7 separate regions of the Homo sapiens genome follow, and regions 2, 3, 4, 5, 6 and 7 are each linked to region 1. A link is a loop called in an ENCODE intact Hi-C map of the cell type or tissue named here. Cell type or tissue: A673. All regions are shown on one strand.

Region 1 (4,000 bases):
AAGTAAAACTACCACACATATTTGAGGCTCTTTTTAATAGTTCATGGTCACAAGGTGGGCATTTAGGAGTTGTTCCAAGTTTTTAGGTTCCTAAAGATTCTGAGCACATTGGAGCAGCAGCTGAAGTGCTGAGAATGTATTTCCATTTTCTAATGTAAGGCAGAAGCCCTGGGAAAGGATTTTAGTTTTAGGATCATACACATATCATCTCTCACAAGTGTCTCAGGGCCTTTGCACCTCAGAACCCTCTGCCTGGAATTCTTTCCTTCCCCCTTTTCCTTCCTAACTCCTACTTGTCCTATTGGCCCGTCATCACTTCTTCAGGGGCGTGTGAGCTGACCTCCTGAACTGGTCAACTCTCCCAATCACATGCTTTTGTGTGGTACATAAGAGCATTTAATTAGGAGAGTTGTATTGTGTTGACCGTATGGGAATTTTGCATTTTATTGTGATTACTTGATTAATGTCTTTCTCCTCGACCAGGATATAATTTCCATGATGCCAGGAACCACCTCTGCTTTTGCCCACAGTAGGCTTTTTTCCAGGTTTTTAATGACTATTGAATGAATGAGTGAATGAATGAACACATCATCCAGAATTTCCTAGAGCTTACTGGATTTTGATATGTGGGCCAAACTTTGAAAGACATGGGTGATACTTGGTTTTCTAAGGCTATAGAAAGAACATAATGATAGACAGTTTGCTGGCATATCCTTGGTGTCCAGCACAGTCTCTGCATGCAGTAGGAGCTTGTATCAGTCCATTCTTGCATTGCTATAAAGAAATGCCAGAGACTGGGTAACTTATAAAGAAAAGAGATTTAATTGGTTCGTGGTTCTTCAGGCTGTACACGAAGCACGATGCTGGCATCTGCTTGGCTTCCGGGGAGGCCTCAGGAAACTCACAATCATAGTGGAAGGCAAAGGGGGAGCAGCCGCATCACATGGCTGGAGAAGGAGCAAAAGAGTGGGGAGGTGCCACACACTTTTAAATAAACAGATCTTGTGAGAACTCACTAACATGAGGGCAGTTCCGAGGGAGGGACGCTAAACCACTCATGTGAAATTCACCATCACGACCCAGTTACCTCCCACCAGGCCCCACCTTCAACATTAGGGATTACGGTTTGAGATGAGATTTGGTGGGAACATAGATCCAAACCATATCAGAGCTCAGTGAGTGTTTGTTGAATGAATGAACATTAGAGCCAGAAGTCTGGGGTTTGAGTTTTGTCTCAAATTGACAGGCTTGTCAAACTTGGTGAAGAAGTTTAACTTTGTGGGAGAGGCAATGCTATACCATAGATTGAAAACAGCTCCAGGGGTCAGTATTACTGGGACCAATCTTCATTTACTAGATGTATGACAAGACACGTAACATTATCATGCACAAATGTGCTTATGTACAAAAAGGAGGATAGTATCAAAATCCCAGTATAATTTCAAGTATTAAGAGACAGAAGCTATTCAAAAGCCCTTGCATAACACAGCACACATTGGGTATCAGTAAGTATTTGTCACAGTCCTTTTCTCTCTCCTAATCTCCATAACATAGGGATGACACTACTGACCTCAGAATGACCACATCTCACGTAAGATCATGCGCACCAAACACTTTATATAACCTGGTGTTATATAAAGTTATATTCATTCCCAGTTGGTTTTAAAAGAAAAATATGTTGCTCGGTGCAGTGGCTCACGCCTATAATCCAAGCACATTGGGAGGCAGAGGCAAGAGGATTGCTTGAGGCCAGGAGTTTGAGACCCTGATCTATAAAAAAAGAAAACAAGGCCGGGCATGGTGGCTCATGCCTGTAATCCCAGCACTTTGGGAGGCCAAGGCGGGCATATCATCTGAGGCTGGGAGTTCAAGACCAGCCTGACCAACATGGAGAAACCTCATCTCTACTAAAAAAAAAAAAAAAAAAAAAAATCAGACAGGCATGGTGGTACATGCCTGTAATCCCAGCTACTCGGGAGGCTGAGGCAGGAGAATAACTTGAACTTGGGAGGTGGAGGTTGAGGTGAGCCGAGATTGCTTGCACTCCAGCCTGGGTAACAAGAGCGAAACTCTGTCTCAAAAAAAAAAAAAAAAAAAAAGAAGGAAACAAAAACAGAAAAGAAAATTATCCAGGTGTGGTGTATGTGCCTGTAGTTCCAGCTACTCAGGAGGCTGAGGTGAGAGGATTGCTTGAACCCAGAGTTCAAGGATGCAATGAGCTATGATTGAGCCACTGCACTCCAGCCTGGATGACAGTGAGACCCTGTCTCAAAAAAACTAAAAAATAAAAAAGTGCAGAATCAGCATTAGCCACAAGGTGGCACTGTGGTAATAGCTTTGATTTCGGGGTTTTAGCTTAACAAATTAGCACCTTAGTATACCTTTTAAATTTGAGTCCTGAGGTGAGAAGAACGGGTTGCATTTAAGCGAGAAGCGTTGCTGTATAATAATGTCTGTTGTAAATGATATTTTAATGTCTGAGGTCTTTACTCTGGAGAATCAGGAAGGAAAATTTTAAAACATTCCTTTAGATTCTTAGTTTGGAAACTTAAGAACCTCAAGAACCAGGTAAATGAGGGATAAAAGCTTTTATTTGCTTTATTACAACATAATCTTATCACAATTTATAACTTTTTCCTCTCGGAGATTGCTATAGTTTGAATGTTCTTCCTCCCAACCCTCATGATGAAATTTGATCCCCAGCGTTGGAGGTGGGGCTTGGTGGGAGGGGTTTGGTCATGGGGGCGGATCCCTCATGGATGGCTAGGAGCTGTCCTCATGGTAGTGAGTTCTTGTTCTATGGGTTCCCTGAAAAGCAGGTTGTTAAAAAGAGCCTTGCGCCTCCTTTCTCTTTTGCTGTCCCTCTGCCCATGTGATCTCTGCACACACCAGCTCCCCTTCCCTTTCTGCCATGAGTGGAGGCAGCCTGAGGCCCTCACCAGATGCAGACGCCCAATCTTGAACTTTCCAGCCATCAGAATCATGAGCCAAATAAACCTTTTTTTCTCCACATTACCCAGCCTCATATATTCCTTTATAGCAACACAAACAGACTAAGACAGAGTTCTATTTTGTTTCCTCAAATATTCTGGCAACTTATGCTTATATCTCCTTTTTTCCCTTGTGTTTGATAAATATATTATTTATCTATGAATTTGGCCAACAAATATTTCCTGAATATCTTGTGTGTGCCATACAGTGTTCTGGGTGATTGAAATAAGGCCACACATAGAGAAGGCAAAGCTGCATTTCCTTTCATTATCAACTAGTAAACATATGAACAAGTAATGAAATTTCCAAAGGGTGGCTTAAGGGCATGTGTTCACATGCACCCACTTTACATAGGGTGGTCAGAGAAGGCCTTTCCAAGCTAGAGGGGTTTGATCCTCAACCTGAATGATTAGAAGGATCTAGGCAGGAAAACACCTAGGAGAAGAGCATCCCAGGGAAAAGCACATGGAAAGGCCCTGATGTGGGATCAAACTTGTCATATGCAAGAAAAGAACCTCTCATAGGCCAATCATGGTCAGTCATACTCCAATCATCTAGAGCTTCATAACAGATGATTCCCAAACTCAATAGTTTTTAACAGCCTGCCTATATTGCTGACAATTTTGTTGGCATTAGGAATTTGGGAAAGGCTCAGCTGAGTGGTTTGTTTTGGTTCACTTAGCATTCATGAGGGCAGCTGAGGCTGGAGGATTCGCTTTCAAGATGGGTCTTCCTTTACATGTCAGACACCCTGATGCTTCTTGGTCTCTTTCTTTTCTACATGGTGTCACATCCCCAGAGTCTTCTCACATGGCTTGGGCTTTTCACAGCAGGACAGTCTTGGAGTTTTTGCAGTTCTCACTTGGGTGTTGGCTTCCAAGAGACCAAGATAGAAGCTGCCGGTCTTCTAAAAGCCCAGGCCCAGGGCTGGCATATCATCACTTCTGCCCTATTTACTGGTCGAAGAGGCCAGTCCTCTTTCTTCAAGGGCTGAAAAAATAAATCTCTC
Region 2 (4,000 bases), 620 kb after region 1:
GGTATCAGTGCTGAGCCTTAAACTCAGTGTGTGTTTGATTCCAAAGCCTGTGTGTGTCTCCCAATCATATCCTAGCAACTCATTTGTTTTTTTTCCTTCAGGCTCCCTTTTACTTTTGAGCATTCAGATTTTTAGCATTTTATCCTAATTCTTTGTTCCTTTATCCACACATCCATCCATAATTTCAACCAAAATATTTTGTGGTTAGCTTGCTGTGTGCCAGGCGCTGAGCCTGTAATGGTGCCTGTGAGCGGACAGGGACCCGACCCTGATGAACCTTCTAGCCGAGGGAATGAGAGACAAAGTAAGTAAACAGATGGATGAAAGGGTCACAGACTGTACTTAGTGTGATGAAGGAAGGAAACAAGAGGTTGAGATAGGGAAGGAGTGGTGAAGGAACACTTAAGAGTAGCCAGTAAAGGTATCTTTGAGGAGGTAAAAGCTGAAATGAGACTTAAAGGATGTGAAGTGATGTCCATGGAGGCCTGGAAAATAGTTACATAGGCCAAGGGAATAGCAAGTGCTAAGGCCCTGAGGCAGGAACCAGCTTGGCACCTTTGAGGAGCAGGAAAGTGGCCAGTGTGGCCTGGGAGTTGGAGTCAGGCAAGAGAGACAGGGTTGGAGATTTAGATAGGCGTCAGATCTTGCCGTGCCATGGAGGAAAATTTGAATTTGAACTTATGTTAACACATGACATCTATTGTAAGACCAACAACATGTCATGATAAGAATTTATTATGCCTACTATATGCCTATCATGCAACCAGATACTTCTCACAAATCATGTCATTTTCTCCCCCAACTTTGAGAGGTAGAGATTTTGAGTTGTCTTACAGCATCTGTTTACTCTTACATTTATAGAGCAGGTTCCCTTTTCTTGAGGCAAAATGCTAGACCCTAGAAAGATGATCCCTATTCTTAGGGAGCACACAGTTTAATAAAAACATCTGGTAACCAAGGGTCATGCTAGTAGCTCTATGCCCTGGCTTCAGCTTTTAGCCACTCTGGGCTTCTCTTTACTCCAGTGGGGAAGTAATAATTTCCCCATTGCAGGTGATGGTGAAGATGAGAAGAGTCAACAGGCAACAAGTGCCTAGGCCAGGTAGAGGCTCACTCACTGGGGGATATTAGGAAAATCTTGATGGTGCTCTGATTGAAGCCTGCTCACAGTGCACATGGCCAGTGAGAGATGGCAAGATCCTCTGGGAAAGAAGAGACAGGAAAGGAAAGGCTTGGAAGAGGAGAGGGAACTGAATCTTGAAAGAACAGTGGCCATTCCCGAGGCAGACAAGGAGGAGGATGACAAAAATTCTATTTCTATCAAGCCTAATGCGAGATAGTCCTTATCATGAAAATTAAGTGTGAGGAACAAATGCACCTGTGATTTTGGTAAAAAGGGGCTACACATCGTAATTTAATGTCTAAAATTTGGACACTACTTTGTAAAAGTACTACTTACCCGTCACTGTTCTGCATGTAGTTTTAACCAAGATGAGAATCATGTAATAAATATAAGCTGATTCAAAGGCTTTGTTTCCCAAAATGTAGCACTATCTTTTCTTTCAGTAAAATAAATAAAGCATATGTCAACTTGCCCTCTAGTGACAATATTTTGTATTTCACTCAGGTTCAGAAAATAAGCTGCACATTAGCTCCTCCAACAATGTGATTTTCTTTTTAAAAGACAGAGGCTCATCCTGTATAGATAATACTCTATAATAAAGAAGTAGAAAACAGTAACCTCTGGGAAGTATCTTTGTGGTAGCCTATTGTGGTCACTTCTAGGCTGCTTACTCATGAAACTTTGGGCAAATTACTGAGCAAGTAACTTTGAGCAAGTTACTCAGGGATATGGTCTCCTCACCTCTGAAACGAGTTAGCCAGAATGCTGTGTATTTACTTCTCTTTTTTCTCTTTTATGCCTGCTAGAATGCAAGAATGCAAGCTTTGTGAGCACAGATCACAGGGATTTTGTTTTCTACTGATCCCCTAGTGCACAGAACAGGCTGGGCTTGTAGCTGGCACACAATGCATGTGATGTAAGAAAAATGAACAATGACAAGTATGAATATTGAAAATCATGAGTTATGGAAATTGCTGGAGTGTGGTCAAGCAGTTAGTGGATGCTTTACTAAATGATGACGTCCTGTCTTCCCTGGCTCTTGTCACTTGTGTTTTTTCAATTTTATATCAGTTAGATTTATTTCCCTTTGGGCCGTTTGTTTTGTTTTGCTGTTTTTTGTGGTTGTTTTTGTTGTTGTTTTGTTAAACTATCGTGAGCCGAAATTTGAAAGAGACACAGAAGAGGGAGTCAAGGATGAGGCTGGGTTTTTTTTTTTTTAGGTTTGAAAAACAGTTTGCTGACCTTTCCTTCTAGTTGATGACATTTCAAATTTAACCCATTCCACTAGACTATTTTTCTTCATGATGTGCTTTTGTACTAAATTATACACACATGCTAGATTCCGGAAATCTACTAAATCTGTCTCATGGCTGTTTACTGGTCAGTGTCCCTTAATTCGGCAACACCCTGGGTTTTTAGGAAGGATAATCACTTTTTTTTTTTTTTCTTTTTAGTCACTCCGTTCATAAGTGTTTTGTTCCTTTCACCACAGGTTTATTACTCACTTCTACTTTGAAAAGCAGGACCTGGGAGGCTGTAGAGATGAAAGAAATGCAATAACACTTTTGCTTGCTAATGGATGAACATGTTGCTACTTAGAGTTGAAAAGGCATCATTTTCAAGTGCTTTTTAGGGATGTTCATGCTATGGTGTAAAGGGGAGTGAAGAGAGGAAGAGAGCAGCTCTTCACGTGTTTTTTACAGGTCTTAAGTGTCCAAATCCTTCCTTACACAGTAACACCCCTGGAGAGAAGAGAATGTGTCTCTTAAGTTTCTACCCAACATCTAAAAACCCTTAGAGTTCTATCAATTTGGAAATGATGGTGAAAAGATATACTTTGAGAAGTAGTGGTGAAGAATGGATATTGATTTATCCTTTTGATCCATGACGGTCTCCAGCTCCGAAACAAGTAATGATTCCCAGTGGGTACAAGATGAAGTCCAAACTTCTTAACCTTGAATTTAGAGGCTTTTGTGAACAAGCACCAAATCTTTTTGACCCCCTCTTCTAAAACTCCCTCAATGATGTTCTGCTCAAATTATTCTCCCTCACTGACCTCTAGCTAGGCTCTGTGTTTTAGAATTTTAATTACATTTATTGGTCAGGGACGGATCATTTTAATTGTTGGAAAAGAAATCTAAAAAGTACAAAACAGAAGATGACATTCATAATTCTGCTATTTGGAATTAATCTTTGTTGGTAGTTAGCCAATCACTTCCTGTTTTTTAAAATACATAAGTCTATGTATAATTTCTACGGTTATAGTTTTTTTAATTACAAAAATGATATAGAAGATAGATAATCCAAAAGAGAAGACTATGAAAGATAAACTAAAGTTTTGTTTAATTACTGTTTCCAATCCTGATTCCCTCTCACGTTCCCCTGAAACAGCCCCTGTATTAGTATTGTTGTATATTTTTCCAGTTCATGTTTAGAGTACATAATTGATGACATTATTCTGTGTTTATTTTGGCTCACATAGATCGTGTCATAATGTGTGTATCTTTCCATAATTTGCTTTTTTTACTCCAAATCTGTTTAAATGTCTAGAACCAGCTTGCGCAACCCATAACCCATGGGCTGCGTGCAGCCCAGGATGGCTTTGAATGCAGCCCAACACAAATTTGTAAACTTTCTTAAAACATTGAGATTTTATGTGACGTTTTTCTTTATTTAGCTCATCAGCTATTGTTAGTGTTAGTGTATTTTCTGTGTGGTCCAAGACAATTCTTCTTCCAGTGTGGCCCAGAGAAGCCAAAAGATTGGACACTCCTTCTCTATAATTATTACTGACCATTGTAAGTTCTGTTTATCCATTTGCCTACTGACAGGTATTTGGGCTGTTTCCACATTTTTGCAAAGCTGCAGAAAAAATGA
Region 3 (4,000 bases), 110 kb after region 1:
CTTGTGCTCATAAGTCAGTATTCCATTAGGGGAGACCTCCAACTCAGCAGCTGATGGACAAGCCGGTGACTGTGAGGTAGAGAAAGACTCAGTAAGAAAACATACCCTTTTTGACCTTGATGTAAATCGAATCTGTCACGGAACACACAGTTGGGTTCTCATCTTGTCTGTTTGCAGCCTTGTTCTACGAACAGCCTACCAGATATCTTTCCATTCTCTCCCTGAATATTGAGTGACCTTGGAAACAGCCTAATCTGTCTTGGCAGATTGAAGATAGAGAAAACAAGCAGGGGAAACAGGGCTGCTGTTTCCTGCTATTGATCAGTGACTTGAATTAAAGCTCATTATGAGCTGGAGAGATGTGTCAGACTCGGGTGTCAAGGGTGGAAAAACTCAAAACAGACTCTGGCAGCCAGGAGAAGTGATGAAAACAAAGCACACACACACACACACACACACACACACACACACACACACACACACACACCAGAAACCTTTGTTCCTCTCTTGGGTTCATTTACTTTTGGTTTTTGACCATTTCTCTCCAATCATAGGACTTTAAAGGCTATAGAAAGAGATTCCTCCTAGAAATCAGTCATCTAGTCTAGTCCAATCTCCTCCTTTTAAATATGGGTAAACTGAGGCTCAGAGGGATGAAATGACTGCCCAAGCCCCAACAGGGAGTTAGCAGCACAGGTGGGATGCTTCACCCAATCTGACTCAATTGAAATTCAAGTTCTTTCTGCCACATTTTGCAGCTTCTCCCTCTGTCCGACACTAGGTCTCAGGGTCCCAGCAATTCGACTCTTGAATGTCAAGATCCTGGCTCCAGGAAGAGCAATACAGCATCCAGAAATGAGCCAGAACTGAGAAAAAACACACGGGGGGTTGTGTCCTCACTGACACTTATTAGACATGTAAGTTTGGGCATACCATTTACCTCCCTTGGTCTTACTTTCCTTATTTTAAAAATGGACATGCTGATGCTTGTTCTTGGTTGTCTGGGAGTATGATAGTTTGGTATCAGTCTATGAATATACTTGTAGATGTTAGTTACAGTGTGTCTCTTCTGGGAAGAGTAATCTCCCACTCAGTTCATATCCAATAATGTAGCCAGATGTAATTAATCAAATGGTCCTAGCAGGCTCAGGAGGCCAGACCCAAAGCTGTGCATTTGTGATCAGGAGAAGGAGGAGTGGTATATTAGTCAGGGATCTCCACAGAAATAGAACCAATAGTATATGTAGACATAGAGAGAAAAAGAGAGGAAATTATATTAAAGAATTGGCTCACATGATTGTGGAAGCTGGAAAGTCTGAAATCTGCAAGGCAGGCTGCAGGCTGGAGATCCAGGGAGAACTGATGTTGTAGCCCTCGTCTAAAGACAGACTTAAAGGTCTTTAGAGAAAAGACTGAGATTCCCCAAGGAATGTGGAATTCTGCCTTTCACACCACCTTAAATTGGATGAGGCCTACCTACATTATTGAGGGTAATCTACTTTGCTGAAAGTCTACCAATTTAAATGGAAATCTCACAAAAAAATTGCTTTATAGCAACAGCTAGACTGATGTTTAAAATTAAAATTTACAATTACAAGTGGGAATTTACAAGTCTGCAGCATTTGAGAGATAGAGGTCAGAATGTCCTACATGGGAACACAGGGAGGGGCAAGTCCGGGGGGCAGAGGAGCCGGGCAAATGAGATTTAGCCCAGAATGCCAAGCCAATCTAAAGCACCCATTTTGTTGAGACTCATACTTACCTGTGCAGCTCTGGGAGATGCCAGGGTTCTGTGTTCTCCCCATTTTTGACCAGAGAAAACATCAATAAAAAGAGAGAGAAAGTAATCCCCTTTGCTGCCACTGCTCTTCTCCAAATATTTCCAGAGGGAGCCAGTCTTTACTGTCTCCCAATCCCTTTTAGCACTGTTCCTTACTCTTCCCTCTACCGCTGCCTCCCTGCCAAGAGGCAGCACCATTTCCAAAGACCTTCTCTGTCTGCAGGAAGAATGGGTCCTAAACTCAATGTTTCCGTGCGAGGAAAACCCAACCACAGTCTGAGTGGAGGCAGACATTGAGAAAGAAAACCTTAAATATGTCTCTGGAGGTGCGCATGCTGCCCGAGAACCATTGTGTAGTCAACATGCCACAGATACATTCTGCAAAATGTCATTTCCTTTAAAGGTCACAAGCTCTATTGATTTCTAATTCATTTTCTTTTGTGTGTGTAGCAGATTCCAAACAACTATTGCTTACATGATAGATTAGATGAGTCGATGGTTTAATATGGGAAGAAGGTCTGGGAGTTCTTGTCCAAGGGGAGAGAAAAGGGGAATTTTCTTTAAGGCTACCACTATCAATGATAGTTCTGTTTTTTATATTTTGCCTATTAATCATAGTTTTCCTTCCTTCCTTCCTTCCTTCCTTCCTTCCTTCCTTCCATTTCTTCCTTTATTCTTTTTCTCCTTCCTCCCATAAATATTTATTGAGTGCCTGCTATCTGCCAGGGTATTGTGTAATGTTATGCGCAATAACTATAGACTTACTATTACGAAATTTATATTTTAGAGGAAGGGTGGCAAAGACAGACATTAAAAATATAAAGTCAACAATATATACAGTAGTTAGAAATTATGGTAAGTGCCATGAAGGAAAGGTATAGGGGCCGTGAGAGCCTAGAGCAGGAGGACTTGATCTAGATCATGCTGTGGGATAGTGAAGAAGGAGGAACAAGTGACATCAGTACTGACAGCAGAAGGAAGAGAAAAGTTTGTTAGGTGAAAAGAAAGAACAGAACATTCCAGAAAAAGAAGAAGTATATGCTGATGCCCTGATGTGGAAGGGAATTGCCCCCATTAGGAGCAGAAAGAAGGTCAGAGAGTTCTGGAGAGTGGTGGGGGGAAGGTGGGAGATGGGTGGAGACAGGCGGGGGCTTTCCTATCAGGTTAGATATATCCAGGGAGGCCATTGAAGGTTATAGGTTGGATAGTTATGATCAGACTTGGGTTCTGAAAGACTACAAGGCTGACATTTGGGTACCGATGGGTGGTCTGGAAGGGGTACAAGAGGGCTGGAAGAGAAATGATGATTGGATGTGGTTGATTTCCATGGAGATGGAGAGAAATATATGGAATCCAGAGAAATTTAGGAAGTAAAATCAGCTGAATTTACCTAGCCTTGGACAAGGAAGTGAGTTGATTGGCTTGACCTCAGTTTTATCCTTCATACAGTGGTGCTGATATTATTACTTGGCTTACTTTCTTTCTTTCCTTTTTTGTTTTTTCAAACCAACAAATTTTCTAGTTTAGTGGTTTATTCCATTCTAAATGTTTAATAAACTCCTGTCTATACCAGCAGTAGCCAATTAATGGCCTGAAGTGTTAACGCTCACTTCCAACTGAGAAATTCTTAAGTCATGATAGTATTTTTCTATGATTTCTTGAAATGTAAATTTCCCCCGTCTTAACAGGCATTTTTCTCAGCTTTATTCAGGTATAATTGACACACAAAAATTGTGTATAATTAAGGTGTACCACATGATGGTTTGATATATGTATATCTTATGAAGTGATTTTCACAATCAAGCTAATTAACATATCCATTACCTCTTATAGTTACCATTGTGTGTGTGTATTGTGTGATGAGAATGCTTAATATTTAGTCTTTTAGCAAATTTGAAGTATACGATACATTATTATTAATTATAGCTACTATGTTGCACATTAGATCTCCAGAACGGGTTCATTTTATAATTGAGAGTTTGTACATTTGACCAAAATCCTCTCATTTTCCCCACCCTCTAGCTTTTAGCAACCACTTTTTTACTCCTTGTTTCTAAGACTTCAACTTCTTTGCATTCCACACGTAAGTGAGATCATGCATGCAGTGTTTGTCTTTCTGTGTCTGGCTTATTTCACTTAGTAGAATGTCCTCTAGATTAATCCATTTTGTCACAAATGGCAGGATCTCCTTCAATTTTAAGGCTGAATAGTGTTCCATTG
Region 4 (4,000 bases), 310 kb after region 1:
TCCAGTATGCTATCATATAATTTCTTTTTCAATCAGCAAGGAGCTTAATTGCACGGTAGCAGCTGAAAACCCATTGTTCACCAAATAACGAAACAATTTCAATGAAAAGAGGAAGATCTAGCCAATGGAAGAGTCAAGTTCTCAAGGGGAAGTTCCTGGAAGCCAGATTTGATGCTGTTTTTTTTTTTTTTTCCATCATCCTATGTTGCTTGTGAAAGGAGACTTTATGTTTCCTACCAGAATCTGCAAATTGAAGGCCTCTAAGCCAAGAAACTGGAGACCTGTGATCTCACTGTGGGTCTGTCAGAACCTTGTCAGGTGACCTTGGGACACATCACACACTGCCCTGGCCTCTGTTTTCCAAGTTTGTATAATGTGCGGTAGTGTTGCCTTGCTACTGTTATTTCATCAGCTTGTTTGAGGGCCTCCTGAAACGATGCATATGAAAGCACCTTGTAGCTCTGAAAGCAGCACTCAATGCAAGGTCATTAGCATTGGCTTTGCCCAAATACTAAAGGAACAATCCATACCATTGAAAGGGGGATATGACAAATTGATCAATGTAAAAGATAAGCTGGTAGCTGTCACATACCTTTTTCTGTACAGCAGTGGCAAACATCGTCCTCTCGTTGAGATTCTGAACCATCACATGAATGCACATAAATCACCCTGTACAAAGCACTATATACAAATACTTGGGGATGTTTAGCACCATGGACACACTTGCAGGGAGTAGTGGTGATTCTAAGTTGGACGAGTCTAGCACACCACGGGGTGGGCAGCGGTGGCACTAGCACTATATTGTGGTCAGAGAAGGGCTTTCTGAAAGATCCACTTGGGACGAGCCCTGAAAAGCAAGAAGAAAGTTGCGCTTGAGTCCAGGGGATGGGTGTTTATGATGGAGAGGCTGCTATTGTGAGTCACTTAGAAGCCACGTGATTGGGAAATGTGCAAAGCATTTAGCTGTGAGATAATAGTGTGGCAGGTGCGGTGGATACTCAGCTGTGTCCCCTGGCCCATCTCTGAGATTCCAGCAGGGTAGGTGGACAATTCCCTCTAACATTCCATATGCTTCTCACTCCAACTGCCTGCTTTTCTGCCTGTGGGTGTTCCCACTCCCTAATTCACAGGGCAACCTGGAAATGCAGGGGAGTTAATGCTACAGGGATGGGACCAGCCCTCCGCCAAGGGGGACCAGTCTCAGGACAAATGCCCCAGCCTCCCACTGCTCTGCTGACATAATTCTGAGGTATCGTCCCTGAAATTTCTCAGGGCCCTTGGCAGGACTAAACCCCAGCTGCCCACAGTAGTGGCCCCTCATTCACATACCCTGTCTGAGCTTGCCAGGGCTGTTATAACACAGTACTACAGGCTTAAACAATGGAAGTAGATGGTCTCACAGTCCCAGAGGAGGGAAGTGGAGATAAAGGTGTTGGCAGGGTTGGTTTATTCTGAGGCCTCTCCTTGGCTTGTAGATGGCTTCCTTCCCCCTGTGTCTTCATACCGTGTTCTCTCTGTACTCATCTTTATCCTAATCTCTTTTTGTAAAGACACCCATCATATTGCTTCGGGGTCCATTCATATGCCCTCATTTCATCTTAATTACCTCTTTAAAGGTCTTACTTCCGAATGCAGTTACATGCTGAGGTACTGGGGGTTAGGACTTAAACAAATAGATTTGGGGCACACATGATTCAGCCCATTATTGGCATGCCCTTTATTGGCATTTCTGTCCTCCTGTGTCACTCTCCCTTCCCCCTCACTACCTCCTTAGGTACTCTCCCAAATTAAGTTCCTGTATACAAGACCTTGTTTTGAATCGGCTTTGGGGAAACCAAACTAAGCCAATATGAAGTGGTAAAAACTGTGAGCAACTGGAGAGTGCAAATCTACCTAGAAGCATTTAAATTTATTTTAGAAAAATAGCATATAAACAAGTAAAACGTTGTGCAGGGCATGCAAAACACTTCCACAGTCCCAGTCTTTCCTGTTTGCAATCTCTGTGCTGGATAACTTTCAGGTCCAGCTGTTGCTTTCTATGATGTGTGTGTGATGTTTGTGCGTGTAAGGAGGCAATCCCCTGAAATGTAGGAATCATGCACAATTCAAAATAAAGGGGCAAAATGATCTATGATATAATTCGGCATCCTGAGGCTGCAAGGAAGCTCCTACATCTTAATCTGAGACTGTGACCCATCGTGGCAATAATGCATAAGGCTGAGTTATTCTCAGGCACATCGTAGCTTATGAGTTGGGGTTATGTCATACACTCTAAGAAAGGACTGTGAGTAACACTGCCCCCATTCAGCCCGTCCTTTTGGGGTGTAATGTCAGATCTTCCCACTGGAGGGCATTGAAGCTACAGAAAAGAGAGGGTGCCTTTCTGGTCCAATGCTATTGAATTAGGAAGCTTGCTGTACCCGGACTGTATTTCCGGTTGAGATGACAGACGTCCTTTTTGTGCTTCAGTGTGAATTTTACCAATCATGGCCATGTTCAGCATGCTGGAACTGATGATTAGATTCATGACGATAACCACCAGACTGAGAGTGTGATTTTCCGAGACAAAGGGCAGATTATGTTGATAATAGTCTTTCCCCGAGTAGTCTCTATCCCCATTGGCTATAATGAGGTGGGAAGGGGACTGGAACTCAAGGCTAAAGATAAGAGTTTGGATTCTGACTCTGTCCCTTTCTGGCATTTTGAGTGTAATCACATTGTTTAAACCGGACATACCCCAGTTTCCTTATTTATAAAACAGGAATAGCGAACCGAGCCCACAGAGAGTTTTAGTAAGTGGAAGGTTTAAGGTTTTGTATGATTTAATGCACTAGCAACTGCATGGAGGGAGGGGGGTGTTGCTATTATCGAGAGTGACCACATTCATCTACATGCTGTAAAAGTCCCGGGAAAGGTCCGGGATTCAAAAATGAGTTCCTTGAAGTAGAGTATACTTTCTAAAACTTTACTATTAGATATTAATTTGCTTAGATTTCAATCAATAAAGCAATTCATTGCTTCTGCTTTAATGAGCATCTTCTCTTGGAATGGCACATACGCACAGTAAACAGTTACAAATCATCAACATTTTGCTGTGTTAATTTTGGGGACTGATACCTTTGGCTGAGAGCAAGAGCTAAGTTATCCAGATTTGGGGAAAGGTAGGAGATATTTTAGCATGGGGCAGGGGGGTTCTCTGCTGAGATAGTGCATCAGACCCTCGTCTCCAAAGTAAATTGTGGCTGGAGAGAGGATCAGAGAAAAGGGGAACGTCTGAGCCAGAAGATGGTTCAGCCTCACAAGTTTGCCAGGAGTGGCCAGGTTTTATAAATCTTCATTTATTTTTAGAGTCCCTGAATCCCCGTTGCATAACCAGTATTTGAGGTCATGTCTATATGATCACAAATTTACCATTACTTCTATTGTTAAGCATTTACTGAGCATACCTTATTATCCCATTAAGAAAATAGAGAAGAAAAGAAACACAGGTTTCCAGACTAATTGGGTGGATGTGGGGATGACAATATTGCATGATTGTGCTATGATGGAGTCTCAGCTTTGTGAAGGCAAGAATTCACTTCTATATATTCATTATTTGATGTGGTAAATACCTAACATATGAATAAATGAATGAAACTACATTATTTTAGGACAGACATTCTCCAAGTATGTTACCTGGCCCACTACCATCAGAATCACCTGATCCTTTTCTAGAATACCATATATGAGACACTGTTCTAATTACTTTTCTTAAATTAACTCATTTTATCTTCACTCAACTCTATGAGATAGGTACTATTATTATTACCTTCACTTTACAGATGAGCTAACTAAGGTCCAGAGTGCCAAGGTCACACAGCCAGTAAGTGACAGAGCTGGGGATTTCAACCCAGAGTCGATGCTCAAAACCCCTACATCATCTTGCCTCTCTATATCTAAAAGTAATGAGGCAGATAAATATGTGTTATAGGAAGCGGCCAACAACTTATATTTTTAAGTG
Region 5 (4,000 bases), 93 kb after region 1:
AGTCTGAACCTTTGCACATAACCCCACTGAAGAACATAAGAACTTAATTGTAACATAAACTTTGGTAGCTGTTTCATGTGTCAAGTACCCAATATCTGTTTATACTTATTGCCATTTTTAAAAATAAAAAATAAAGTTTCATCTAAATATTTCATCTAAAGAATATATATTTTATATTTATAATACACAGTAAATATAGTTTGGAATTTATACAAAATGCATCTGTGTAGAATCGTAAAGTCAATCTGGATATTAAATGGTTTTCTTCATATCTTTTGGACTATGAAGACAGTTGAGTAACACTGAAGCATCCTAAGTAATGAGGTATTGTTAAGAAGAAAGAAGGTCTGAGATTTTTTTTTTTCCTGGAAAAAGTTAGTTGAAAAATGTCAACTACCTTTGCCTGTTAGGGTTAATTTCCTCATGTTTTTACTGATGCTGTTGTCCACAAACAAAGCAGTTTACTGCTTGGGTGTGTGTGTATGTTTATATATATCTTTTCAAATGTGTAATATTTTCCATAAATGTAGACAGATACCTACTTGAGTATTTTTTTTTTCCAAGGCAGAAGAATTTTTCTTAGTACAGAACAAAATGGGGTCTCCCATGTCTACTTTCTACACAGACACAGCAACAATCTGATTTCTCTTTCCTTTCCCCACACTTCCCCCCCTTCCACTCGACAAAACCGCCGTCGTCATCATGGCCCGTTCTCAATGAGCTGCTGGGTACACCTCCCAGACGGGGTGGCGGCCGGGCAGAGGGGGCCCCCACTCCCAGACGGGGCGGCCGGGCAGAGGCGCCCCCCACCTCCCTCCCGGACAGGCTGGCCGGGCGGGGGCTGCCCCCCACCTCCCTACCAGACGGGGCAGCTGGCGGGGCGGTACTTGAGTATTTTTGAACTGACTTCACTGTAATATCAGAATTTATCTGATATTACAGCTATCCATCCACCCTGACAATTTGACCCTTCTCTCCTGGTTTAAAATCATTAATCTTTATTTCATGAATCAAACCAGAGAATTAAATGACATCTTGGTGATATGAATAGTATAGATTCATTTTCAATAGGTTGCTTTGATCTTCTTTTTTATGAAAGTGTCTTTATCTTGCCAACATGACCTTCTTTTCAGCCTGCTATTATCTGAAAAATAGCCTTTGCTATTCTTTGGAACTTTTCCACTCTCTGTGGCCTCCAATGAATTTATCATTGTTCAGACATTTAGTTTTGCTCCCACAGAAGTATAGAAGTATTTTTTTTTACAAGTCTCAACATACTTTCCAAAACACAATAGCGATTGTTAGCTAATCATTATTGTGTGTGGAGCAGACAAAAGCTCTTTAAAATGAGTGTAGGTTTGTTCTCTGGCAACAAAAATTCAGACTCATTTTTTCCCATCATTTCCTGGCAGCAATTGAGGCTGCAACTTGACTTGAACCTCTGATAAGAGACAAAAAAAAAAAAAAAAAAGAAAGAAAAAATTGAACGTTAGTGAGAATCATTTATTATGTTTCGTGGACATACAGGATTTTCTGAAAAGCCTTTCTGTTTGGATAATTTCCCATAATAGGACTCTTTTCCACCCAAGGTGGGAGCCGGTCGTACATTTTCCTAGCCTCTCTTGCGGATGCAGTCATATGGCTTAGGCTCCCCACCAATAAGATGCACACACAGAGGAGATTTTGATGTGAAGTGACCAGAGGAAGCAGCAGAGCACGAAGTCCATTTACTGGCAATAGTGGTGGTAGAGGCATTCGGCTTTTGGAGGCAGGTGTAGGGGAGATTCTTGGTGTTTGAGGCCTGACTGTGGACTGAGCTGCAGTGTCTGAGTCCCAGGAGCAGTGGGACCTCTGCTGGCGCAGTTCAGAAGTGTGGTTGCTGCACAGCCTCTCAACCACTGCAGACTCTGAGCTACCAGATGTCTTTCAATACATTCTGCTGTTTCCAAATGATGCAATCAATCAGACATATCTAGGTATTTTTACCTTATCAACACTTGAATATGATTTTTTAATGGGAAAACACATAAAGGAATGGTGTAAGAAGAATCTAAACAATTTTTTATGGAGTCTTACCAAACAGTGAACTTAGGTGTATGTTTAATTAATTACAGCAATTATTTAAAAAAAAAAAAAGACCTTCTTGCTTGGGACAAGCACACTCTTTTAGTCAAGGGCGGTGGCTAGAGGCAAAGTACCATCTCTGACTCTGGGCTCTTTGGGGTCATTCTTTTCTTAGGTTCTACCTTTGATTTGCCAAGCTTTCATTTGTGACAGGACCTTTATGTCAAGAAACAGCCTAATCACTGGAAGACAGCTTGGGGCTTATGTCTCTCTGCAGTTTAAGTTCATTTTCTGAAATGTGAGGCTTTCTGCCCTAACTAATACCATCAGGATTGCTGGCATCATGGTGTTTTGTGGTTCTGTCCTTGAGTCTTTCTCATAGTCTGCTGCTTTGAGTCTTCCACTTAAGAAGGACATCTGCTATGGGTTGGCAGAAAAGCCATGGTGCATCACAGATTGAGTGGACTTTGCTCTACTCTGCTCAGTGGTGCTGAGCTCTGAAGCCTCCAGTTGGTCCAGGGATTGGGTCATGCTGACCTGCACCACATCCCTGAGCTGCCCTTGGATTCTTTTCCTAGGCGACACCTTCTTTTGTAGTTATTTGCCTTCCCTAGAGTGTGAGCTGCTTGGAGGCAGGATTCCTATCTTGGCTCCTTCTTTGGCCTCAAGCTACAGAATGGTGCTGGACATAGTCCCAGTACTTAAAGAGGCATCACAGGCCCTGGTGTCCCAAGGGACACTGGTCTTAGCTGCATGAATCCGGAGATGCTGGCATTTTCTGGCCATCTCTCTGTTCTTGCTGGCTCCCGGGGCCACATTGACCAGGAACCGAGCCCATCCATTTGATCTCCCTGGGAGACCTGCTTTTATTTTATGTCTGGGATCTCTCACAAATCCCCTTCATGATGCTCTTTGCCTATCAGGCTATTCAGGTAGCTCCTCTGGCCTTTTGGGGCATGTACTTGTTTGGGCCCCTAAATAAGAAAAGATTCCCTTTTTTATGATTTTTGCCTTTTCTCCTTTTTCAGAATAAGTCTCATCTCTTCTACAGCTGCTGGGCAATGGACAAAAGTTGCTGTTAATTGGCTAAAGCCACACTCTACATTTTAAACCACGGTGGTCCTAAGAAACAAAATAAATAAACAAAGGCCTCTGGAATCCTTTACATTCTATGTATTCATTTTGATTGGATTACATCTGCATAAAGTGCAAATAGTTGCTTGAAAAATAAAATATTTATTCCACTAGTTAACTCTATAAATACAGGTATCTGAATACTCAGGATTATACCCAAATCACAGAATATTAAAATGTGACAACCAGAAAGGACCTTAAGTCTTTTCTTATACCATGTATCTGACAAAGAACATGTATCTGTAATGTAAAGAACTTGTACAACCGAATAAGAAGAAGCAAAATATCCCAGTAAAAGTGGGCTAAATATTTGAGCAGACATTTCAGAAAGAAATATACCAATGGGCAATAAGGACATGAAAAGATGGGCAGAATAATTATTCCTTAGGGAAATGCAAATGAAAAACATAGGGCATAGGGTGATGATACTACAGAACCATTAAAATAGCTAACATTAAAAAGATTGACGACACCAAGTGTTGATGAGGATGGCAGGAATCAGAGCTCTCACACACTGCTGGTGGGAATATAAAATGTACAGCCACTTTAGCAAAAGCTTGACAGTGTTTTTTAAAAGAGTTAAACAAACACCTGTTGTATGAGCCAGTCATTCCATTCCTAGGTATTTATACAAGAAAAATAAGAACATATGTCCATGTGAAGACTTATATCCACATTCTCATGCCAATTTTATTTCTAATAGCCTGGATAGAAATGACCCAGATATCCATTAACAAATGATGTTATACTCATACAATGAAAAACTACCTAGCAATCAAAAAGAATCAACTGTGGGTACACA
Region 6 (4,000 bases), 210 kb before region 1:
GAGGGGACAGTGGGGCAGAGGCCTTGAGGACTGGCAGAGGGCAGTGAGCAGGGCAGAGCTAGGAGCTCAGAAGTGAGAGGTACCTTCAGCCAGAGGAGAGGGTCCTGCGGGCCAGGAGTTGGCACACCCAGCCCACTGCCTGCCTTTGTCGATAAAGCTTTATTGGAACACAGCCCCACGCATTTTCTGACAGGTTGTCTATGGCCGCTTTCCTGATGGTGGGACAGAGCTGGATAATGACAGACTACATAGTCTGAAAGCCTGAAGTATTTACTATTTGGTTCTTAGCAGAAAAGGTTTTCTCACTCTGCCGTTGGCCTTGGCAGAGAGATTGGCTTCAATGGGACTTCTGATGGGGGTCCTCAAACTATAGGGAGGTGTGTCAGCCTCCTTTCTTTGCTCCAGTAATTTGGCTTTTTAAAGGCTCACCTCAGGCATCCCCCCACCAGAAGCCCTGCACCCCACTCTTCCATTTGAGTTAGGGATTTCCCCCTGGGCTCAGCTCAGACTGAGGACCATCCCTAGGCGTCACTGGCTGCTGGCAGCTCTGTGAGCTGACCCTGCCTGGTGCTGAGCTCTGACCACCGTCTCACCCTCAGCGTCCACAGCAGCACTGGGCCCAGGTGGACACTTAGGAGGAGGGTGGAGGAAGGAGCCACAGTTCCACAATGAGGGGCAGAACAGGGAGCCCCAGGGGAGGGCTATGCTTGCCCTTAATATGTGGAAGGCTTTCAAGCCTGGCAGAAGGGGATCTGGGGGCTTTGGGGACCGAGGAGATGCCCCAGTGCCCGGACTTTCTGTAGGTTGAGTGCAAGCGCCTGGGCTTATTTGTGGTTCATTTTGTATCCTCAGCTCACAGACAGTGCCTGACCCTTAGAGGGCGGTTTGAATGTGTACATGAGAAATGAATCTGAGTTCCTTTCCCGCTACACGTGTACAGACCCCACGAGTCCACACTGACGGGGACCACACCAGCCATGGTCACTGCCTTGTCCTGCACCTAGCGCGGTGCCCGGCACACAGGAGGCACGCAGCTGGGGTATCCAGTGGGCTGCAGGTGATAGCGTTCTCTCTCTGACTGCAGGCCCCCTGTTTTCCTGTTTTTGAAATTCCTGAGACCACACCGTGGGTCCCTCTCTCAGCCCCCTTCTCTGTCTGGCTCTGGCTCTGGCTCTAGTCAGCCCCAGTGACTTCCAAGGCTCCAGGTGCGGCAGCCAGGTGGTCTGTGTCTCTCTCTCTTTCCCCCAGGTGTACCCCATCGTGGACTTCCCTCTGCGAGACATCTCTCTTGCCTCCCAGAGGGGCATTGCAGAGCACAGCGCTGCCTTGGCCTCCCGTGCCCGCGTCCTGCAGCAGGTGAGCCAGGGCGGAGGGGCCATCTGGCTCTGACGTCTCTTCCTGGGCTGCTGAGCCCTCTTTCCTGAGAACGTCGGAGCGGAAGGATGAGGACGTAGAGGTGAGGGAGGTCCCGGGGGAGGAGTGTGGGAAGGGGTAGGGCCTGACCTAAGGCCCCAGGGCATGGAGCAGGGCAAGTAAGACGCAGAGGCAGGAAGGACCGTGGGTCGCAGGAGAAGTTTGCATTTTTATTCCCAGAAGCGATTGCAGGGTTTTAAGCACGAATGTGGTGTCATGGGATTTTTGATTCTGACTCCCTGGTGTTCAGATAGGGGAAGAAAAAGGTGGGGATTGAACGTCACAGGCCTGGCTGGAGCCCAGTGTCTTGCCCCTGAGGCCCCTGGCACTTCCCAACCCCCAGCCCTGTCTTCTCCTGGCCTCTGTGGTTTTGGCCGCTGTATCCTGATGGCCACAAGGTGGCGGTGGTGGCTGCTACATCCCCAGGAGCAGCCCTGAGTAGCCCCTTCTGCTGCTGCTGCAGCCAGCCAGGGGACCCTAACGTGGGAGGTTGGCCTGATAATGTGCTTTGCTGGAGCTGCATGAAGTGGGACAGCAGCCGGGACAGGAACCTTGCAGACTGGGCTGAGATCCTGCGTTTCCTGCATCCCAACATGATCCTGGGCCAGCCACTTCCCTCCTTCAAAGCCAGTCTCTCACCTGCGAAAAAAGACACTAAAGCACCTCAGAGGGTTTTGCAGCAAAACCCTCGAAATGTGTTTGGCACCCGGTGCTCAAAATGTCCCTTTCTGTCCTTTGCAATGGGCATTTCCCCTTCTCTGTCTCTGTCTGCACATCTCCCTGATTTGTAGGAGAGAGAAGATGCATTTTTATCTACATGAATACGGATCATCTTGGAGCTGGAAGGGGGCTGAGAAATCATGCAGTTCAGGCACTGCAAACTTACATGCCTACCAGGGCCAGGCAGTAAGGAGGGTGACAGAGCGTCATTCAAAGGGGCCTGTCGACACTCAGCTTTCTGTAGGCACAAGACCCAGTGTTTCCAGACTGTCTGAAGTCCAGATTTTTAGATGAAAACTTGTAGTTTTTCAATATTTTGGCAGCTGGGAAAACTGAGGCCCAAGGAGGGGAAGTTACCTGTCCTAAGTCACACAGTTTGTTGGTGGCAGGTCCAGGACTAGAACTCAGGTCTCCTGAGGCCCTGCCTCTGCCAATACAGCCATTCCGGGAGCCAGGAAGGGTAAACCAGGGGGCAAATACACATTTTTCTTTAAAAAGGAGTATAATGGGAGTGGAGGTCACTTCTCTGAATCTTTTTTCTAATTTTGCCTTTGGTCCTAGAGCTGTAACAAAGATTCATGCTAATATTTTACTCAAGATGGAGAAGTTAGAGCCGAAATCCAGCCATGAGGACATAGCTGGCTAAATTCCATCTCCCAGCCATGGCCATGACTCTGAGACCTGGAATCTGCTTATTGCAGGGGCTCAGCTGCACAGACAGATAAACAGCCAATTACGTGATGACCACTTGATGGCAATTGATGTCTTGAGCAATTTGTGGCCTCAAACTTCGAGACTTTTTGAGCCAGAAGCAGATAGAGGCAGGGGGATTGCGGGGGTTGTGGGGGGGCTGGTATTGCCATGCTCTCCATTGGATCTTAATAGAAAAATCTGGAAACAAGAGTGGTCCTGACTTCAGTGTCCAGGCCTTCTGAGCACTGACATTGACTCCCATCTCCTTGTGCCCTTTAGTCCCTATTTGGGGTCCTTTGCACTGAAATTTCAAGAGGCATCTTCCAACTTTTATTTCCGAAATTGTCATTTGGATTCCAGTTTCTGGCATATGAAGAAAACTCAGTCACCGGGGTCTTATCTGGTTGTCTCAACAACTCTGTGAAATAAGAGTTTTTATTCCCATTTCACAGATGAGGAAACTGAGGTCTAGAGAACTGGAGCACAAGATCACATGGAAAGCTGTGTGGAAATTTTGTGCCCTGACTCTGATTCCCCTCTTCCTTCTGCAATGTCATGCTGCCCCCTGGCCTCTCCTCTGACAGAACAGGGGCCTGCCTCTCAAAATACACCCCCACTGCCCAGATCTCCAGGGATGGCCAGGGCAGTTTTTCTGAAATGGAGAGAGAAGTCGAAGCAGCCAGATGGCTTCAGCCTCAGCCCCCCACCCGGCCTGGTTTACCTCTTCCCTAGGGTCTTCAAGCTATCAACTACAGCAAGAGGACTTGGGGTTCTTTTCCCAACAGGAAGAATTCCCTGCAAGTAAAGAGGGCCTGACCCTGGGCCAATCATGCCACCTGTCCCTGGGTTTGGGTCCCCACATCTGAGTCTGGGACAGGGGAACATCTTGTGCAGAAGAACTTAGGGGTTTTTGCACAGAGCCCGGCCCACAGGAAGTCCACAAGAAAGCTTGGCTTAGATGATCAGGAGCAACATTCTTATGTCAACTACGAAGTGTAGTTGCCAGTAACAAAACAGCACCAGAAGCCAGTACAGATGGGAGCCTAATGTTTGCTCCCAAGGTGGGCTGCTGTTTTCTGTTCAGGGCCTCATATTGCAGAAAGTTATTGAGTAACTGCTCAGAGAAGGGGCTGGAGAATGAGGGACTTAGCATCTCCCTGTGGGAGGGAATGAG
Region 7 (4,000 bases), 1.6 Mb after region 1:
GGAAATTAAATAAATGTTTGCCCTACTGCCTACACACTTCTAAGCTTGCCCCCAAATTACTTTAAAGTGAATTATACCTTTTGGCTCAGATTGCATTAGAAAGGCCACTTTAAATTTAGACTCAATTTTCTACAGGGGAAAAAAAAAAAGACGGACTAAAATATTTCAGTAGATTAAATATCGAGTAATATTAAGCAAAAATCAAAGGTGTTTAGGAGGTCTTGGACAAATATCAAATAGTAGAGTGTAAGTATGCATTATCTGTCCGGTGTCCTACTCAGGGATAAGAAAGCATTTTAAAATCTTTTATTCATGAAGAGAAGCCCAAATAAAGATTGTGGAATCTCTTGATATTTAAAGGCTTGCTCACAGATTTTTTTTTTTAAACTGCATGAGACAAACAAATGTATCTACACTTGCGTTCTGTTAGTCTAAAATTCTGGGCTAAATTATGACTGGATTTGGGGACATATAATCAAGCATCCAAATACATGTAAACTAAAGATGAATTTTGCTGGCAAACTAGTTCCAGCCTCTGGCATTAGAACTACTTAGATTTTCTTTTCAAATACTAGACTATATTTACAGCTTAAAAATTGGATGGAATAGGAGCCATTAAAAACTGATGACATTGAAGGAAATAATAACAATATTTTCCATATGTAAACCCAAGCTGAAAATACAATTGGCATCTCTGTCTGCTCAGTGCAAAGTATTTTGATGCTTCACACATGTTATCATGATTGCTGCTACTTTAATTCCCACATCTCGCTGGCAAAATAATTGAATAGTGAAGAGAATAAATGTCTCTTACAGTATGTGAGGCAAAAACCCGGATGGTTCAGATCACATTTGGCCAAAGAAATGCTTTCTTATTTCTCTTCTAGAACTGTGTGTCTGAACACTATCACGGGCTGTCCAAAGTGTTTTATTAGATTGTTCTTCCCCCTAAATACCTGATTTCTGTATTAGAGGCATGCTCTCTTCCCTGGAAACAATTTTCCTTTTAAAGTTATAAAACACCCATTAAAATGAATAACTTAACAACTGCCATCAGAGAACAGATTCCAAACAAACATAGTCTGCAGCATTGTTAAGAGAAAAACAAAGGAAGGCCTATGTACTTACTTTACATGGATAAAATTTCCAATGAACCTTTGACTATTTCGGGGAGAAAACTTTAGCTATTAATGGGGAAAAGGAAGCAGGTGTTAGGGTGGATTGGGAAGGAGAGTGCAACTATCTTGAATTGCTGAATTGCAAACCGCAGTAATCATCAAACTCAGGTCATTTCTGGTCTTACTTTTTCTCTTTGACAAAAGAGCAACAAAAGATCATGAGAATCCAGATCTGAGCCACATCACACACACTTTTCTAGTCTCTATACTTCTCAATTATCAACCAGCTGTAATTGATATTGTCATTTCCATTGGCAGTGGCAGCACAACAGGTAGTGAAAATGGGTGCAGCGAGAAAGATGTGGCTGAAATATTTTCTCCAACACAGACTGAGATCTTTACCTACCTTATAAAAATGTTTTCTGCATTAAATTTTACATACAGGGAGATTTTAGCAAATGTCCTGATATATTGTTACTATAAAATAATGAAGGATAGTATTGTTGTTACTTTTGTGATTCTTATCAATATCAAATAAATTGTCTACAGTACACTGTAGACTGTCAAATAAATACAGTCAACTGTAGTTCTAAATTCAAAGACATTTCAATTTTAAATAGAGAGCATAAACATAGGATATAAGTAAATGAGAACAGATAAAAAATAATTATATGAATAGAATGTCATTGTAGCATTTGACTACACTCGTGACCACTTTTATTATCATAAAATTTGAATACTTACTTTTTCTTGAATGCCAACTCTAGGTTTAACTATGTTAGGTGCTTTACATATGAAATTTCATTGAATCACTGCAGTATAACTAAGCCTGGTGTTATCATAATCCTCATTGTAGAGATAAAGAAACAACTGAGGTTACATGAAGTTCAGTAACTTTGCCCAAGTCCCCCAGCAGCTGATCCTTAAACACATGAGAGTAAGTGTCCATATCTCTGGTAGACATGACTGGTAGACGGTTTGATACTGGTGAACCACTGCACCTCACTATACACTTTCTAAATTTGTTTGAGCATACTTAAACTCGTTGCCCACTGTTTGGTCTTTGCCAGAAAAGACGGAGGTAGAGTGACAAGAGTGAGTGAAGGAAAGAGTAGATCGCTTAGAAGTTTGGCCCCATGGATTTAGGTTGACTGCACAGCAGTCTGGACCACCACTAGGGGGCAGGCTGATGCTAATTCATATTTCCATCATTTTTGGCCTAACCATAATGCACAGAACCCAAAGCAGCACCTTACTTTGCTCCCCACTATCCAAGAGGGGACAGTTCTTTTTTTTTTTTTTTCAATGAATGCAGGTATAAAAGTAAGTGAATATGTGCTTATTAGGGCAGGGATGAAAGAGTGTGAATGTAAAATATTGCAGCCACGTTAGAAAGACGTTGGACCATTTCTTAGAAAGTTCAACCCAAACTTAACATACAACCCAGCAATCAGACTCCTAGATAACTACCCTGGAGCCATGAAAACCTATGCTTACATAAAGATTTTCATGTGAATATTCATAGCACTATCATTCACGAATGATGGTCAAAAAGGGGACGTTATCCAGATGTCCATCAGCTGATGAATGGATACAGAAAATGCGCTCTATCCATAAAATGGAATACAATGCAGCAATAAAAAAGGAATAAACCACTGATATATGTTACAACAGGAGGGAACCTCTCCAGCAATATACTAAGCAAAAGAACTCTGACACAAAAGAACCCAGACACAAAAGAACACACACGTTGTATGGCTTCTATGAAATGTCTAGAATAGGTAAATCTGTAGAGACCAACAATGCATGTGTATGTGCCTGGGGCAGAGTGTAAGAATGTGGATTAACAGTAAACGGGTATATGGAATATGGAGCAATGAAAATGTTTTAATACTAGATTGTGGTGATGCTTGTACACTCTGTAATTTTATTAAAAACCATTGAATTGCCGGGCACAGCACTGTAATCCCAGCACTTTGGGAGGTCGAGGTGGGTGGATCACAAGGTCAGGAGTTCGAGACCAGCCTGGCCAATATGGTGAAACCCCGTCTGTACTAAAAATACAAGTAGCCTGTAATCCCAGCTACTTGGGAGGCTGAGGCAGGAGAATTGCTTGAACTCGGGAGGAGGAGATTGCAGTGAGCTGAGATTGCACCACTGCACTCCAGCCTGGGTGACACAGTGAGACTCCGTCTCAAAAAAAAAAAAAAAAAAATCAACTGTATACTTTAAAAAGATGAATTTTATAATATATAGATTACACTTCAATGAATCTGTTTAAAAAAACTTTAAAATGAAATTAGGGATGCAGCACGTCAGGTATGAGATACCACATTCACTCAAGTTGTTTCCCTCCTAAAAACATCTCACCCTTCAGTCCACATTCTGCTGCAGCAACTTCCTGCCCTTCTAGTCCGAACTTCTTTTATAACATTTTGCCTCTGCTTCTTGTCTCTTTATCCTCATCTCATATTCAACCCTCAGCCCACTGCAATCTGGCTGCAGCCCACATAATTCTACCAAAATTGTTCCTGCCAACTTTGTGATGACCTCCTTTTTGTTACATCCAGTGGGTGTTTTTAGCCTTTATCTTTACTTTATCTCTCAACACTTTGACCCTGTTCACCACTCTTGTACCCGCTATTTTCTTATAGAATTTGTAATGTTTTTTTCTCCCGGTTTTCCTTCAGTACCTCCAGTTGCTTATTTATAGTCTTCTTTCTGGGTTCCTCTTTCTTTGTCCATCGCTTATGTTCTGATACTACTCAGGACACTAAGCAAGATCCTCTTCTCATTATACTTCAGAGTGGGGTCAGAATATCATCTCCATCAGAACCATTGGGGGTGGGGCCCTACTTTTCAACAAGACAGGTTTGGGAACT

What was found. A loop is a pair of places that touch in the nucleus more often than their neighbours do. Peaks named below come from ENCODE experiments on the same cell type or tissue, not always from the same donor. Only the 100,000 strongest peaks of a DNase experiment are listed, where the experiment ranks them.
Region 2: a loop joins it to region 1, with 5 times the contacts of the local background. A loop is called at or near these places in 8 of 110 quality-filtered maps.
Region 3: a loop joins it to region 1, with 9 times the contacts of the local background. A loop is called at or near these places in 65 of 110 quality-filtered maps.
Region 4: a loop joins it to region 1, with 5 times the contacts of the local background. A loop is called at or near these places in 18 of 110 quality-filtered maps.
Region 5: a loop joins it to region 1, with 7 times the contacts of the local background. A loop is called at or near these places in 65 of 110 quality-filtered maps.
Region 6: a loop joins it to region 1, with 9 times the contacts of the local background. A loop is called at or near these places in 3 of 110 quality-filtered maps.
Region 7: a loop joins it to region 1, with 5 times the contacts of the local background. A loop is called at or near these places in 5 of 110 quality-filtered maps.

The regions. Positions count from the first base shown.
Region 1 is chr3:8,415,893-8,419,892 of GRCh38, reverse strand. All of the region lies in intron 3 of LMCD1-AS1 (LMCD1 antisense RNA 1), which reads left to right. Among named protein-coding and RNA genes, the nearest start is that of LMCD1-AS1, 84 kb to the left of the region's middle. In A673, CTCF peaks have their summits at 2,115 and 2,315 (motif pointing right); DNase peaks (open chromatin) are centred at 2,322 and 2,712; H3K27ac peaks cover 3,576 bases.
Region 2 is chr3:7,798,179-7,802,178 of GRCh38, reverse strand. No RefSeq gene overlaps it. Among named protein-coding and RNA genes, the nearest start is that of GRM7-AS1, 260 kb to the right of the region's middle. In A673, a CTCF peak has its summit at 1,617 (motif pointing left); a DNase peak (open chromatin) is centred at 1,618.
Region 3 is chr3:8,310,027-8,314,026 of GRCh38, reverse strand. All of the region lies in intron 3 of LMCD1-AS1 (LMCD1 antisense RNA 1), which reads left to right. Among named protein-coding and RNA genes, the nearest start is that of LMCD1-AS1, 190 kb to the left of the region's middle. In A673, no CTCF peak of the experiment used is centred here; a DNase peak (open chromatin) is centred at 2,456; H3K27ac peaks cover 4,000 bases.
Region 4 is chr3:8,109,737-8,113,736 of GRCh38, reverse strand. No RefSeq gene overlaps it. Among named protein-coding and RNA genes, the nearest start is that of LMCD1-AS1, 390 kb to the left of the region's middle. RefSeq lists an enhancer at 1-126. In A673, a CTCF peak has its summit at 2,331 (motif pointing right); a DNase peak (open chromatin) is centred at 2,356.
Region 5 is chr3:8,322,802-8,326,801 of GRCh38, reverse strand. All of the region lies in intron 3 of LMCD1-AS1 (LMCD1 antisense RNA 1), which reads left to right. Among named protein-coding and RNA genes, the nearest start is that of LMCD1-AS1, 180 kb to the left of the region's middle. In A673, a CTCF peak has its summit at 1,861; a DNase peak (open chromatin) is centred at 1,851; H3K27ac peaks cover 2,147 bases.
Region 6 is chr3:8,620,905-8,624,904 of GRCh38, reverse strand. It overlaps SSUH2 (ssu-2 homolog), which reads left to right. Exons shown (of 12, transcript NM_001256748.3): 11 at 1,249-1,356. Among named protein-coding and RNA genes, the nearest start is that of SSUH2, 22 kb to the left of the region's middle. RefSeq lists silencers at 1,239-1,618, 1,708-2,002 and an enhancer at 1,435-2,055. In A673, CTCF peaks have their summits at 1,602 and 1,807 (motif pointing right); a DNase peak (open chromatin) is centred at 1,814.
Region 7 is chr3:6,797,787-6,801,786 of GRCh38, reverse strand. The region is part of intron 1 of GRM7-AS3 (GRM7 antisense RNA 3); the gene reads left to right. Among named protein-coding and RNA genes, the nearest start is that of GRM7-AS3, 5.7 kb to the left of the region's middle. In A673, CTCF peaks have their summits at 2,092 and 2,293 (motif pointing right); no DNase peak of the experiment used is centred here.